3 separate regions of the Homo sapiens genome follow, and all the other regions are linked to region 1. A link is a loop called in an ENCODE intact Hi-C map of the cell type or tissue named here. Cell type or tissue: heart left ventricle. All regions are shown on one strand. Each heading gives the region's core, and the rest is flanking DNA. Links, peaks and the distances in the headings are about the cores only.

Evidence for each region. Hi-C counts contacts between places; a loop is a spot of excess contacts. Peaks named below come from ENCODE experiments on the same cell type or tissue, not always from the same donor. Only the 100,000 strongest peaks of a DNase experiment are listed, where the experiment ranks them.
Region 2: it touches region 1 in a loop (4-fold over the local background); 14 of 110 quality-filtered maps call a loop at or near these places.
Region 3: a loop joins it to region 1, with 3 times the contacts of the local background. A loop is called at or near these places in 31 of 110 quality-filtered maps.

The regions. Positions count from the first base shown.
Region 1 is chr2:30,406,389-30,411,700 of GRCh38, reverse strand. No RefSeq gene overlaps it. Among named protein-coding and RNA genes, the nearest start is that of LCLAT1, 38 kb to the left of the region's middle. RefSeq lists an enhancer at 605-1,517. In heart left ventricle, for the core only: a CTCF peak has its summit at 2,397; a DNase peak (open chromatin) is centred at 3,570; H3K27ac peaks cover 4,412 bases.
Region 2 is chr2:30,690,243-30,695,554 of GRCh38, reverse strand. No RefSeq gene overlaps it. Among named protein-coding and RNA genes, the nearest start is that of CAPN13, 110 kb to the left of the region's middle. In heart left ventricle, for the core only: a CTCF peak has its summit at 2,961; no DNase peak of the experiment used is centred there; H3K27ac peaks cover 3,605 bases.
Region 3 is chr2:30,237,225-30,242,536 of GRCh38, reverse strand. The region is part of intron 2 of LBH (LBH regulator of Wnt signaling pathway); the gene reads right to left. Among named protein-coding and RNA genes, the nearest start is that of LBH, 8.3 kb to the right of the region's middle. In heart left ventricle, for the core only: a CTCF peak has its summit at 3,080; a DNase peak (open chromatin) is centred at 3,056; H3K4me3 peaks cover 2,867 bases; H3K27ac peaks cover 3,877 bases.

The DNA.
Region 1 (5,312 bases), core at 74-5,073:
AGAGAGTCAGAGAGGGAACTGAGAATAAGACAAGCTCCTTTTAACCCACAGATAAATGTGTCTAGATATCACCTCTACTTATTGCAACAATCCTTTTCTTTTTTTTTTTTCTTTTGAGATGGAGTCTCGCTCTGTCGCCCCGGCTGGAGTGCAGTGGCGCAATCTCGGCTCACTGCAAGCTCCGCCTCCCGAGTTCACGCCATTCTCCTGCCTCAGCCTCCCGAGCAGTTGGGACTACAGGCCCCCACCACTATGCCCGGCTAATTTTTTGTATTTTTTTAGTAGAGACGGGGTTTCACCACATTAGCCAGGATGGTCTCGATCTCCTGACCTCGTGATCCGCCCGCCTCGGCCTCCCAAAGTGCTGGGATTACAGGCGTGAGCCACCGCACCTGGCAACAATCCTTTTCAGTTGCTATTCACCCATCTACCAAAAATATGAAGTCATTTTTGCTGAGGGTGCAGTAAAGCATGCCAACTTCATTTTCCAACCTGGAGTTTCTTGGGCCTATAGGAAACGGATTAGAGTCTTTGAGGCTGGTACATTTGGGGACCTTGTTTGCAACGTTCCTCTAAAGTAGACCTTATAATGAATGGAAGCAAGAGAAGAGTGCCAGATTATTCTGGAATGCTGTCAATATCCTGTGTCTCTGAGACTCTACTGTTGCCCTTATGTCCAAAGCCCCATGATTAACTCAGGTACCAGTGAGGAGGAAAAAGCAGAAATGTGAACTCTCATAGTCACCTACTGCAGGCCAAGGTCTCTGTCTAGGAACTGCTATGTGTGAGTCAATTTCCTGATGATGCAGTTTTTTTCTGCTCCATACCATGCTGAGTGGAATGTCTTGTTTATCAGCCCTCCAGGACCCCCACACCTGGTACTGTGGCATCATGACGATTGTCATAGTCTATGGGAAGGTGACTTCAATCTGCTGTGTGTATAATACTGTGTGACTCCCAGTTGTCAGCCACTCAGTCATTAAGCAGAAGAAAGAATGGGAAGGCACAGAGATCAGAGGGAGAAGGACAAAGAGATACAAGGAGAGTGACAGGAAAGAAGAAAAAATGACTGAGAAACTCCTAATGCAAAGTGGGTAATGGGTTTTGAAAATAACAGGGTGAGCCAAAGAGAAAGGGACAAATGATTTAGCAGAGAGACTGGAACATATACTGGTACCTCCACCTACTGTACCCCAAGCCTTGTGTTGAACCTGGACAAACAGTCTGGCCCTTCCAGGGACTCCCAAGCACAACGAAACACAGAGCTTCAAAGGAAAGAAGAGCAGGAAGTTGGTGGGTTTCAGGTGCTTGGAAAAGAAGTAGGCTGACATCTGACTCATCCTATTCAACTGCAAGCACCCAACACACACAGAAGCTTTCAGATGAGATCATCTGGTCGTGACTTGCAAAAGACTCTGATTTGGTGGCATATGGGGCTAGGCACTTTATCAACATTTTTCTTCCAGCACAGCAAAAGGTGGGTAGAATTGCAGCTCTTTTATAATAATAAATAATGTTATGGAAAGGAAAAATGAAGTATAGAGAAGGGACAGACCTTAAAAAGGATGCTCAATAATAAGAAAAACAAACACACACACACACACACACACACACACACACACAGACAAACAGACATTGTTCTCCTTGATCCATTGAGAGGTAATATGGTAGGACAGAAAACACATGGGCTTAAACATCAGAAAGACGTAGGCCTAAGCCTGCTTTTGCCACTTACTGACCTTTAGCAGTTGGTTTAACCTCTTTGATCCTCAGTTCTTTCATCTGTACAATGGGAAAATAATACCTACTATTCAGGGTTGTTGTGACGGCTGATGATGAGATGTGCATTTGGTTAGGAGATCAGTAACTGTCAGCCAGGATTATTCTACTATCTGTTAGCTTCAAGCAGCAGTGTGAGGACTAACTTCTCCAGGCAGCTCCTCCATCTCCCCAGTTATTGTTGTTTTATGGTACTTTGGAAAGGAGTTTCAAGTTCATTTGGTTCAAGTCGTTCCTTTTGTGGTCCAGAAAGGTGGGTGGCTGATTCGACATCACAGTTGGGATGTAGATTAGTGGCAAAGCTGGGTTGGTGCACCTGGCTTCCCAGACAATACTGCTTCCTCCTTACCTGTCTGCTTCTGCTAAAATGATGACTGGACCATCTTTGTAATAAGTCTTCAGAAGAAAAAATATTGGTAAAAATAAATGAACCAGATGCCTCCCCTTTCATTACTTTGCGATCCCTTTACTCACCTGGGTTGTTGTGCAAAGCGGATAAGCTCTCCACCTTGTGGGTGCTAACACAGGGATCAGGGAGATTTCTTATCAATGTGCTGGCAGCCCCATCAAAACTTCACATGAGCTTTTTTTGCTTTCCTGGTGGAGGCAGTAGCAGTGACTTGCTGCTATGGGATGCTCTGTCCACTAGCCTTGGCTTATGGGAATCCATCCAATGACTGTGCAGGAAGTCATCTATCTAATCCCCTTTGCCAGTAAGAATGTTTAAAACTGGCCAGAACCTCAGGGACAGTTCAGCTATTAATGGAAAGTAAATCAAATCTGAGGCCCTTAAAGACCCATGTAGTATAAACTGCATTTCCATAGACCTTGAAGCACATCTAGAAAGCCTTGTGGAAAGAAAGAGGGCCTTAGTTTCATCCTAGGCTGTGACTGCTTATGTTAGTTAGGGTCAGGCCAGATAGTTGATTCATCTTTTATAGAGCCAAGAACTCTCCAGAGGTAGAAAACAGGAGGGCAGTGTATTTAAGATGAAAGGAGAAGGAAGAATCCAGCCTAGGAAGAAAGGCAGCCTGGGACCACATCCTGACCCCAATCTTGTCTCAGGGCCGGGTTCAACCTCAGGTCTTCCTTTTCCTTCAGTTGGTTGAGAGAGGAGAGAAGACCAGAAATGGGTGAAAAAGAAGGGAAGCCTTTCATCTGTCCCTTGCAAAAAGGGACTCTCTTACCATGTCCAGTTAAGACTCTCCTTCTAGAAAATGGGCATGGAGGTGCTGATTGGAGCAGAATCCATTTCTCAGATACCAGCTCACCATCAGCATCTGGGTGGAGGGAGGCGTTCATGCTGGCCAGATGTTTGTAAGGCTGTGATAGTGAAGCCAAGAACCCCTGCAGTCAGCCAATGTTCTACCCAGTCTAGGATGAGGCTGCTTTGCCCTCAGCCTGGGGAGTGCCTGGGAAAAGGCAGGTCAGATCAGAGTGGGGATGTGAGGGGACCCTTTCTAAGCCAAAGGCCCACTTCAGTTCCAGGCAAAGAGGGTCTCCCTTTCTTCTCCCCCAACAATTCCTCAGATGATTACTTCCACACCCAATTTCCTTCATGCTCACATAAGGAGCCAGGCTCAGGGTCTGCAGTTTGGGAGGAAAGCTGCCTGCTCACCCCTCCTGTTTATCCTACACACACACACACACACACACACACACACACACACACACACGCCTGCAAGATTTCCACTCTTCACTGACTGTATCAGCCCAGCCTCATCTCCTTCCACGGCAGGGCCCTTGGAACCCAGCGCTGAGCTGGTGCTACTCTAAAAATAACTGTGTCCGATGTGATGAATGGGAAGGCATTTGCTCTCCTTTTCCTGCCTCGCGTCGGGGCCTGAATCATGTTGGGAAATGACATTCTGTTAACACAAGCACTTTTGCTTCCTCCTGTGCTCTCTCACCATCCGGTGGGGGCCCTGGCCGGGACTGGCTTTCAATTTTTAAAGCCCCCTGGGGGTCCATCCAATACCCCCATCCCCTGACATTAAGGAAAGTTTTAAACAAAGAGAAATGGAGAGAAGCATCCTGTGCTTCCCTGGGGGCATGCTAAGGACTTGAGGAGGCACAGGTGGCACAGATACGACCCCACCCCTACTTCACTAGGAAAAGCTGAGCTGACTGGACATCCAGACCAGGAATGTCTCTCGAGGCCAGGAACCAGCCTCAGCTCTGCACTGGGCTCTGGGCAGCCACTTGATGAATGACTGCAGAGTGGGAAATGGGAGGGACCCAGCCAGATAACGACTCCCTGCTTCCATCTGAGAGCGGCTCTGATACCATCTGGAATCAGACTTGTGGGGGAGTGGGCCTCAGCATTTTGGGCAACATATTTTGAGGCTTCTCCTTCCAGAGAAGCAGCTGGGCTTCTCTTGACTTTGTTCTAAGTTCTGTGAAGCCAAGCATCAAACCAACTTACCTTCCCATACCCCTACGTCCCAGTCATCGTGCCTGGCTCAGAAGAAGATCTTAATAGGTGCTTTTTGGTTCGAACAGAAATAAGTAGCATCTAGAGAGTCTAGGAGGGAGAACTAGAGTCACTCAGCTTTTTAAAGAACAAAGGATGGAGTCTCTGGAATCTAGAGATTTAGTCAAGGCCCTCATGCTGGGCCTGGGGAAAGATCATTTCTTTTTTTTTTTTTTATTTTTTTATTTTTATTTTTTTTAGAGACAGGGTCTCACCATGTTGCCCAGGCTAGTTTCAAGCTCCTGGGCTCAAGCGATCCTCCTGCAACGAACTCTCAAAGTGCTGGAATTACAGGTGTGACCCACCATATCTGGCTGTAAGATCATTTCTTAAAGCCCTTCCTCCAGCCTTGACTCTATCCCAACTCACAGGCCACTTGGGAACCCATGACTCTCTTCTCTGGAGCAAGGATTTGGCAGCTTATCACCCTCAGACAGAAACCAGCTCCTCCTGTGAAGCCTTACTTCTCATCCCTAAGACTCATTTCTGGGTTTTGTCTTGGATTTGTATGGGATCTTGGTTTAATGGAACCTGTTTTAAACATCCTTTTGGGCCCCCTATTGATCCTCTTAACCTTTAACCTATTCTCAAAGTGACAAAAACTTTTGGCTTAAGCAGTAAACCCATAATAAATCAGAACTCTAGGGAATCCATGTTTCACAGTTTCAAGAGAGTTCCATTGTTGGACTGGGGCAGAATATAACCAGCACCCATGCATGATCATCACTCCCATCTGTGTGTCTTCAAATGTGTAGGGACCCCGGACCAGGTCTTAGTGGCTGCTTGCAAGCTATATTATCCAGCTCTCCAACATGTCTCCCCACTCTTTTGGCACCCAATCACACACATGCCTACCCTGAGAGAAGATGGGGAGCATGTGGGCCTGAGAACAAAAGTCTACCCTCTCAAGGTAGCCAGGACAGGCTTCTCAGCTGTCAGCGAGTGATGGCAGCAGACAGGCTCACTATAGCTGGCAAAGGCCGATGCATACTCATGAACCTAGGCGACACAGATATGCAACGACTGGAGAAGACACAGGTTCATGTAAGTAAGAGGCTGA
Region 2 (5,312 bases), core at 205-5,204, 280 kb before region 1:
ACCTTTGCAGCTCTGACAGTCCCAGCGCCCAGATCACACAGGAGGCACCTGCTCACCCTGTAGGTAGGAATCCTCCAACCCACACTTGAGGCATTTGTGTTGGTAATTTAATTTAAATGCAGAATGAAAGATGCTCATCCTGGTAACAGTTCATCTTACTCTTCCTCAGGCTTGCCCTAAAAATCCTGAATCTTGCTTCAGACTTCCCTTACCCCAGGTCTCAGCTTTGGGTCACCTGCAAATGGGGTACCTCTGCTCTCTGTGACTTCTTGGAAGCCAGAGAGAAAAGTGTTCTTTCTGACCTGGTTCACCCAACTGCTACCCTGGCAGGTGTCTCTCAGAGCTTTCTCTTGCCCTCATCCAATTTCCCATAACATTAAGTGTTCAGTGAAGTTGGAGGCAAAAATATAAATGAACAAACTCAGTTTCCTTTTTGTTTCTCCTGTTCCTCCTGTCTATCTGCCTTTCTATGCATCATGCTAGATAAGTCTGAATCAGCCAAAGAGAGTCACGGAATTTTAGCTCTTGGACCATGTGCCTGCCTCTGTGTGTGTGCACAGATGTGTGTATGTGTATGTGCGTGTGTGTGCATGTGTGGGGGGTATGTTTATACAAAAGAAATGTGTGAGAGACAGAAGCAGAGGCAGGAAGAAATGAATAGGAATGACACTTTTTTTTTTCTTGAAGGGAGAGAGCCAGAAATTACATCCGCTCAAAAATATCCTGCCTCTTTCATAGATAAATATAGCATCGTGAGTAGATGTATCACTGAATGATACTTTCAAAAAAAATCTGGGAAGGTCACTTGAAGAGGCTGTCCCTGCTGGCTCTCTCCCCTTGCTTGACTGTCCCCCAGTCCCTCATTCCCTCCCAGAGCTCTCAGACTATGGTCAGGAATAAGAGGTGGGGGAAGTGTACAGGCTTCCCACTAGGCATTCTGGAAAGGGGAGAATAGCAGGAACAATGGTGCTGCTTAAAACAGACTACTGGCCAGAGGCTCCAGGTGACCAAATGTCTCCCTCACAGGGAGGCACTCGAGAATCCACACCTCCCTGTTACAGAGAAGTAAAAGCTCAGCACGGGAGGCCAGCCCCATAGAAATGTATTTACCAGGTGTGCTGGTTGGTAGCAGGTAATTGGAGCTTAAGAATACTTGATTTAGTTCCAAGGGGTAGAGTAAAATGGTTTAATCCCTGGCGAGGTGCAGGCAGCTGCCAGCCAGAAGGGACTCCAGCCCCTGACAATGGGAGGCAGAGCGGTCATAGCACTGTGTACCAGCTGAGCATCAGTTCCACTTAGACTAACATGCAACTGATCCTTCCAACAGTCCGCAGAGGTAGACATTGCCATCCCATCTACAGCTGGAGAGACTGAGGACAGGAATGAGTCAGTGATTTATCCAGGGTCTCGTGGTCAGTCATGGTAGAGCTGGGCTTTGTCTCTTCCAAGTGTCAAGAAAGGTCCCCTGCCTTCCACTCACTCCACATGAAGGAGATAAGAGGTTCTGCTGGCAAGCCAGCCCAGCCTCGCCTGTCAGCAGAAGCCCGAGCCAGCTGTGATCATGGAAGGGCAGCTCCTGGGTCCTAACCCCTGTGAGAACAGAGAGCTGTCAGGTAGCTGCAGCTCCTCCATGAAAAAGCAGGGGCTAGGGGCCATTTTGCAGTTCTGAGCTTCTCAGCTCCTGATTCCTGTGGAGCACCCTTCCAGTGCCTCAAGGCAAGGCTCAGCATTGGTCCATCCAGCTTGGCTGTAGGCTGGGACACCTCTCTTACCTGGACAAGTAGTATCACCCTTTACTGTGCGTTCTGAGCTTCTTAACATCTGTATTCATCTGCTCGAGCTGCCATAACAAAATATCATAGACTGAGTGGCTTATTTCTCACAGCTCTGGAGGCTGGAAGTCCAGGATGAAGGGACCAGCACTGTCAGGTTCTGGTGAGGGCTCTCTTCCTGGCTTGTAGGCAGCCACCTTCTTGCTGTGTCAGAGAGAGAGAGAGAGAGAGAGAGACAGAGAGAGAGAGAGGAGAGAGAGAGAGAGGAGAGAGAGAGAGAGAGAGAGAGGAGAGAGAGAGAGAGGAGAGAGAGAGAGAGAGAGAGAGAGAGAACTGTATTCCATTGTTTCTTCTTATCAGAGCACTAATCCCATCTGATCAGGACCCCACCCTTAGGTCCTCATTTAACATTAGTTACTTTCTTAGAGGCCTCATGGGCTGGGATTTAGGGCTTCAACGTATGAATTGTAGGGGAACATGAAAATTCAGGTCATAACATCTTTTGGAGTCAGACTTGGATTCAGTTTTAACCTCTACCCCTCTCTAGCTCTGGAAAAGTTCATGCCTCATATTACTTTCCTGTTGTTGCTGAAACAATTTATCACAAAATGAGTAGCTTAAAATGACAAATATGTATGATCTCACAGTTCTAGAGGTCAGACACCAAAATCAGCCTCACTGGCGTAAAGCCACGGTGGTGGCAGGGCTGCGCCCCTTCTGGCTCTAGCTAGGAGTGTCTTCACTTCCTTGACTTTTGCAACTTCTAGAGGCTGCCCGTGTTCCTCGGCCCATGGCACCACATCACATGGACAACAGCTTCCGTGGTCATATCTACTCTCTGACTCTGACCCTCTTGCCTCCCTCTTGTAAGGACCCTTGTGATTCCATTGAGCCCACACGGATAATCAGGGTCATCTCCCCATCTCAAGATCCTTTACCTGATCACATCTGCAAAGTTCCCTTTGCCATGTGAGAAAACCAATCCATAGGCTTTACAGATGACGATGGGGACTTCTGATTTACTTTGGGCTTTGTGGGCTGAGGGCATCCTGAAGTGGCCTAGCTTGGGGCCTCTCCATCCTGTGTTTATTAAACTGGCCTGGATCATCCTGAACCTTGCTTCAGATTTCTCTTACACAAGGCTCCCCACTCCCTGCCTCGGCATTGGGTCAGCTGCAGTTCTGCCCTCTGGGTGTCACTGGAGACACAGAGCAATGCACAGAGCAATGGCTCCTGCTGACCCAGCCCCGGACAGTACCTCCTGGGGTTCTCTCTCGCCTCTCCATGTGCCTGAAGACCAGGCATGTTCCTACTGAAGCTGGGACTCAGCAACACCCGACCTTCCTCTCAACTCCTCCCAGCCTCTGGACTGAGGCTGACCCTGAATTCCCAAGTCTGGTTCTCAGCCACACCTGCCCCACACCGAGGCCTGAACCAGGAGGGCTTAGGGCCCATGGCAGTTGGTCGAGCATGAAAATCCCGCAGGCCCAGGGCCACGTGCTGTACCAGGGAAGACTGCGGGTGGGGGTGGGGTCGTCTCCCTCTTCATGGATCTTTCCCCTGTGGGCAGCCCCCACCCCCAACTTCAGAAACCAGCATCTTCACACCTCCCATCCCCTGAGAGCGGATGTGATCAGGTCAGCTTGGAGCTGCCTCAGGCTCTGGGGCTTTTCCCCAGATCTAGGCCACAAGCCTCCCATCGCAGGGAGCGGGGAAGGAGTTCAGGGCCATGGACTCACTGGAGGGGCAGGGAGGGGCCGCTGGCCCTGAAGCAGGATTCCCACGCAGAGCTGGTGAGGGCAGCTGGGGTGACATCCCCAGACTAGAGCCAGGCAAAGCCCCTGTTCAAGGCTGGAGCCCCCAGGGATGCCCCAAGGCCTCTGAGTGGGGGCTGTGGTGGGGTGGTGGGTCAGCTTCTGTGAATGAAGCCCATGGCTCTCCAGATCTCCACATCCCCCAGTGTGGCCTGGGCCTGTTGTTGCCTCAGCACTGGAGAGGGAGGAGGGCTGAGAGAGCCTCTCTTCTTCCACAGTTTGAGCTGCCCCCTCACCAGCTGTCTGGTCCCCTGTTTCCCTTGGGCTGAAGCTAGGTGGAGAAAAGGACACTCCAATTGAGCCCCTACAGGCAGGAAAGCCACACAGGTAGAGTGACCACATACTTTCCTGCCTAGAACCTCCATGGACATCTCCTGCCCAGCTTCCCAGCCTCCTCTGTCACAACTCCTTCCATTTCCCATGAGTTCCAGCCATAATGGCCCAGTGGCCACACCCGAAATCATGCACCTCTGTGCCTCTGAAACTGTGCCTCTGTGCCTCTCGAAATGCACCTCCAGGCCTCTGGTCCTTTGCACATGCTCCACCTCTGCTTCTGCCATCTTTCCTTTGCTCCTCCCCCTCAGGGGGCCTAGCCATCCCTCACGCCCAACTCAGACAGCTCTGTGTGGTGCCCCTCTTGCACCCCCAATGTGATTACTGCTCCTTCCTCAGTATCCCCAAAGGGTGTACACAGCTCTTCCCTGACATGCAGGGCATTGGCAGAAGTGTGGTCTCTGTGAGCCTGTCTCTCCCCGGGATCGTGAGCATCGTGAGGGTGGGAAGCAGGTCTTATTTTTGGAAACCCTAAGGACTGCCACGAAGCTGGACTAAAGGAGGTGTTCAGGAGGGGTTCACTGCCTTTATGAGGCACCAGCTGTGTACAATGTGCTGCCCAAAGCATTAATGTTCTGGTGTTTTAGCAACTTTATAAACCAGGTGGAAAAACAAGATACCCACCCTGCCTGGCAGGAGAGGCTCTCACTAAATTGAACCAACAAATAAGCAAGATACAAAGAAACAGAAGAGCAATGAAAGCAAGCGTAGTTTATACCGGGGGTCTCCAGAGTGGGGCATGTCCACCAAATTCATTTGTTCCCAATGCAGGATCAAAATGTGGATGCTCTGTTTACATTTATTTATATCCTTTCACTTTTCCATGCTTTTCTTTTTTAAAAGTTTTAATGTGTATAATACACAGATCTGTACAGTAATTTACGTCAAATAATTTGTAAATGAATACAATATACATTTAACAGGGGGCAAGCTGAAAGATGTTTTAGTCATATAACTTTGGAATAAATTGGGTTTAAACTGTGCTAAGTGAGAGCCCTGTAGTAGGGGGAGCATCAGAAATGCTTCCTGGTGACGTGGGCACCTCCCAGCCCCATTCCCCCCTCATTAAGGACATGGACCCTCAGGGTCTGAGTTTCTGCCCAGATGACAGGCCCTTTCCATCCACTACCTGTGGCTCAGCCCCTGCCACCTGGTGCCATCATCTTCCCAAGCCAAGGCAATGATCCAGGGACACCTTCTCCCGAATAGGGTACTTGGCCTGCCCTGCTCCCTCCTAGGGCCTCACCTCTGCCTGCAGGAAGGAGGGGTGGCTGGAATGGGCCGCTGCTGAAGCCAACCTGGGAGAACAGTTCCGACGTGGGGAATGTGGATGGAATTATTTTCTTCAGATTTCCCAACAAAAATAACTTGGAATTTATGTCCTTGGACATGC
Region 3 (5,312 bases), core at 205-5,204, 170 kb after region 1:
GCGTGGTGGCTCACGCCTGTAATCCCAGCACTTTGGAGGCTGAGGTGGGCAGATCACTTGAGGGCAGGAGTTTGAGACCAGCCTGGCCAACAAGGCAAAACCCCGTCTCTACTAAAAATACAAAAACCAGCCAGGCATGGTGGCACTCGCCTGTAATCTCAGCTACTTGGGAGGCTGAGGCAGGAGAATCGCTTGAACCCACAAGGCAGAGGTTGCAGTGAGCCGAGATTGCACCACTGTACTCCAGCCTGGGCCACAGAGTGAGACTCTATCTCCAAAAAAAAAAAGAATATTACCTTTATAATAATAACATATATGTAACAGTATATATGCATACTCACACTTTTACCTTTTTTCAAGAAATCCTATTCCACAGTCTCTATGCTAAGGAAACAGTATAAAGTATGCACAAAGATTTATAAAAAACTGTATATAACTTTTTATATACATATTTACATATTTATAAGAGAAAATATACGTAACCTAAAAATTTCAACAATTGAATGACAAATTATGTTTTAACTTTATGATATAATATTACACAGTTACTAAAAATGATCGCTTGGAATATTTTTAAGATAAATCATCACAATAGAGTGCTGATGACTTAGACGCTGTTAAGGAAAGCAGCAAAATGCAACGTGTGATCTTGGCTACATAAAAACGTAAGTGCACAGGAAAAGAAGGCAAAGATGCTAAATTGTTAACCGTTGTGATTTATGCATGGTGAAATTGTGGTGACTGAAAAACAAAAAAATTTAAGAAACAAAATAGGCTGGGCGCGGTGGCTCCTGCCTATAATCCTGGCACTTTGGGGAGGCTGAGGGGGGAGGATCACTTGAGGTCAGGAATTTGAGACCGGCCTGGCCAACATGGTGAGACCCCGTCTCTACTCATAAAAATACAAAAATTAGCCCGGCATGGTGGCACGTGTTTGTAGTCCCAGCTACTCAAGAGGCTGAGGCAGGAGAATCCCTTGAACCTGGGAGGCGGAGGTTGCAGTGAGCTGAGATCGCACCATTGCACTTCAGCCTGGGCAACAAGAGCAAAATACCATCTCAAAAAAAAAAAAAAAAGAAAGAAAGAAAATAAAAATAGAAATTCCATAATGAGCATATGTTTCTTTTAAAATTGGAAAAGTAAGCATAAAAATAATAAAATACATATTTTATCAATAAAAATATGAAATTGCCAACAGAGGGAAAGGGAAGGAAAAACTTCCTATAATTAAAACACTAATCTAAAACAACCACTTATTAACCCCCATCTGCCCTTACAGTTGTGTGTGTGAATGTGTGTGTGTTAGTGGATGTGCGCTGGCACCACTGCCTACGTCCATGGGGATAAGTGGCTGACCTTAAGGCCACCTACTAAATTAGGGCTTGTATGCAGGGCTACATCTAGTGAAAATGTTTAGGAATTTGGGAAAGCCAAGGATACCTCTTAAATCCAGTTTGAACAAGTGCTTTAAGCTCTCCTAAGAAAAGCTGGAAGATGAGTTCAAGGTATATTTTAAATTCTGTTTGGGAACCACCAAATCAAGAGAAAGTCAGGCTTAGACACCAACTGTATCTGTACTAAAATTTAGGAGTGCCCTCTTTGCTTAGACCAATTCCATTTTATGTGAGAAATCCAGAATTTTCCTTCCCATTGGTTCAAATAAAATTCCTGGCTGAGAGGCAAGAAGTGTATGAGTTTCAGCTAAACGCTTGGGGTCTCTTCTACACAGTTTACCTAAAATAAGCTACTGCCGGTGGGAGGCAATTAAGTCCACCGGAGAGGGGGCTTGAGGGGGCTCCCAAAGTTTCCTTGAGGTTAAAATGCCAGCTTGACTATAGTTTGGAGAAACTTTGGGCAAATTGAAATTGTTCTTCAAGATGGATCTGTGTAATAAGGGGCCCTCCCTCAGCCCAGGAAGGAAGCAGAGGATTTGATGTGCTGATAACGATATCTTCCTGAGCTGCGCTTGAGGACAAGGGAAGGGCAGGTGGCGAGGTGAGAGGCAGTCAGAGGCAGCACAGAAGCTACTAGACTGGGAAGGAATGAAGCCCCCAGCAAGTCTACGCCCTGTGTGAATGAGGGCCTGTCTTCATATCCTCTGAGGACTACTTCAGGACTCAGGCCTGCAAGATCATTTCAGGACATTCACTAGACACCCAGGAATAGCTCTTGGCTACAGTCACAACATTCGCCACCCAAACTCATCCCTTTCCCTAACAGTACCATCCTTTCTATCCAACGTGGGAGACCGGGCCTACTTAGAGAAAATGCTGATCCTATAAAAATTGGCTTCATGAGACTGCCAAGATAAAAGGATTCTCAGTGCAGGACGGGGAGAGAGGAAGGGCCAATCCATCATCCAGGCTCATTAAGCAACTATTTGTAGGACACTGTGCCCAGCGTCTTAGAAACAAAGAGCAGCCTAAGACACAGCCCCTGGCTCAGCAGAGAGATGAACACATAACCTCTTGGAGAGAGAGGCGTCAGGCCCAACACAGGCCCCTTGAGAGGAGGCCGGGATGTATGGCCCTAGTATGCAACGTGTTGGCTGGGAAAGTGAAGAAAGCTTGTTCTCTCCCTGACCAGGCTACAGACTCACTGTTGTGACCAGGGGGCTTATGGGGCCCAGGAGGAAATCCCCATGGGAATAATTCCAGCCCTCTGCAGGGTAGTGTAGGAGGGAAGGTGCTGGATCCTCATACAGAGTAGATTTGCTCTGAACAAGGTGAACAATGACTCACATAGAGGCAGAATGTGCAGACACGGGCCCAGTGCCACTCAGAGAAACACATTACTTGTGCTTTTGAGACCCGTGGCCCTAACTGCCTGTTCTACATCCCATTCCTGTGATTTTTGTCAAGGAGAGAGGCGGGTGGGGGGAGTAGGGATAGGAGAAAAGAAAGTTGTTGCAATCCCAGGAACATGTGTCCGCGGCTGGATGCCTCCTGCCAAATGTTCTGGAATTTTTAGCTCTATGTCTCTCCAGGGACTACTGAGGCCTTTTAAGTCTGACATTGTGAAAGATGTTTCCTGGTGACCATGGGACTTGCGTGCAGCTGCTCAGCAGCGCCTCCCAAACTCTTGAGGACATGTGGGGAACTACAGCTGGGAGTAAGCAATGAGACAGGGGTAATGAGGAGGAGGCGGATAGAGTGGATGCGTTATGCCCAGAATGGCCTCGTGAGCTGGTGGGGGACAGAGGCCACGGACCAGAAACCTTCCTAAGGGCTTAACCCGTCACCTGTTTCCACACACGCATTCCACCCAGGTGGAACCGGCAGAGTGAAGCCAGGCTCAGGAGGTCTCCATCAAGAGAGGCTCAGCAGAGATGTGAGCAAAGAGAAGGGGTTTCCGAGCTACCGCCTAACTTCGGTGATGAAACAAACTGAGCCTGTTCTTTGAGAGATGAGTTGCTGCTTCTGACAAGGAGTGGGAAGGGCCAACGTGGAGAGACCCCGTCTCTACTAAAAATACAAAAAATTAGCTGGGCGTGGTGGCACACTCCTGTAGTCCCAGCTACTCGGGAGGCTGAAGCAGGAGAATCGCTTGAACCCGGGAAGTGGAGGTTGCAGTGAGAAGAGATCGCGCCACTGCACTCCAGCCTGGGCGACACAGCGAGACTTCATCTCAAAAAAAAAAAAAAAAAAAAAAGAGTGGGGAGGAGTGAGAGAAAGAAGGTGGCTATTTGGGACCTGAGAGACAAAGGGGCAAGAGATCTTGTGCCGGGAAAGGCTGGTCGTCCACCCACAATGGTCCTTCAGACCACCTCTCAATGCAGGGCCATAGCTGAGGCTCTCCAACTGCACGAGGCAAATACTAAGGCTGAGGCAAGAAAAGTCAGCCCGCTAGCCTGCTCTTCCCTACCATAGAAAGCACTAGGACATCACTCCCTCCCACCTGGGGAATGAAGGGGAAGATGCAGGAAGCTCTCAGCTCTGTTTATCAAAGGGAATGTGTGGTGCACACAAGCACTGTGGTGTGTGAAGAAATCGCTCCTCCTGGCTTCCTCCCTCCCAGAGCATCCTCCCTCGCTTGCCTGACTGACAGATGGATGTCAAATGGTGGGGACATGACCAAGAATAAAAGCAGAAAGAATACAAGGGGCAGCCAGGAAGGGACGTGTGCTGATTAGAGAAATTTAAAGAGCCTGGAGAAGGATGATGTGTTCAGACCTTGGTCCAGGTGCTTTAGAAGGAAGTTTTAAATGAAAACCAAGGAGCCACATCTGTATCTGGACCTTAGCTGGGGTGATGAAACTGTAGACGCCTCGGCTGCTGTGCTGAGGAAGTTAGAGTAGCAAGGCCAGGGTCCCAGTGCCGTTGGGTGGAGGCAGTGTCGGTGCCCACAGGCAAATTCCCAAGACCCTTCCCCAGACAGAGCCCAGGCCAAGTCGGGCACAGCATCGAAGGAGACCCAGTCGCAGAGGCATTCCCTAACACCATATTTTTAGAGTCCCTGGAGCCAAAGAAGCAGCTGCTGACTTGCTTCCTTGAATTAGGGTAAGGAAGAAGGCACTGGGCAGCAGAAATTCCTGTTCCACAGGCTGGATGGAAGTGGGGAGGGAGCTGCTGCCATCAGGGACATCAACATCCTGCTGGAGACCCTCCCCACTCAGCTGGTGAGCTGGCCGCCACCCACAGCCTGCCTGCCCAAAATGTACTCAGACTTTCTAGCAACCATTTACTCACCCACCCCACAGGGTGTCACAATTCATGTTAAGTGAATGTGCACACGTGGATTTCCCTTACTGAACTGCCTCTCCAAATGAATGTTACTACAAAACAAGGCACTGGCTCACAACACAGCCCTAACTGCCCCAGGACCAGTAGCTGGGGCTTCCTTGAATCTTTCAGGGGATTAAAAGGGCATCTATCTGAAACCTTGGTAGGCATGAGCGTGAGGAGGCCCTTTCCAGAAGCTAAGGCAGAAGAGAAGGTGACCAGCTTTAGAATCAGGAGACTCAACTTCATGGAAACAACCACCACCCACTTTTAGCACTTAGGCACCTTGGGTGGGGGCAGGGTACAAAGATGAAGATAAGTCCTCCCTTGCCTTCAAGGACCTGGGCAAAGAGAAGGTAAAACAGGACCCGTATCCTCGAAGCGGCATCATTGGCAAGTACAAAATGCCACAGGCATTAAAAGAAACGTCACAGCTGGTACAGAGAAATCAGGAAAGCTTCACTCTCGATAGATCTGCAAGGCAGTGAAGTGACTGACAAAGTCCAATGTGCCATTTACTTGATGACTTTCTTTCAAGGTCAAATCACAAGCCTGAGATCCTATTTCATCTGCCAAGTCTGGATTGATGTC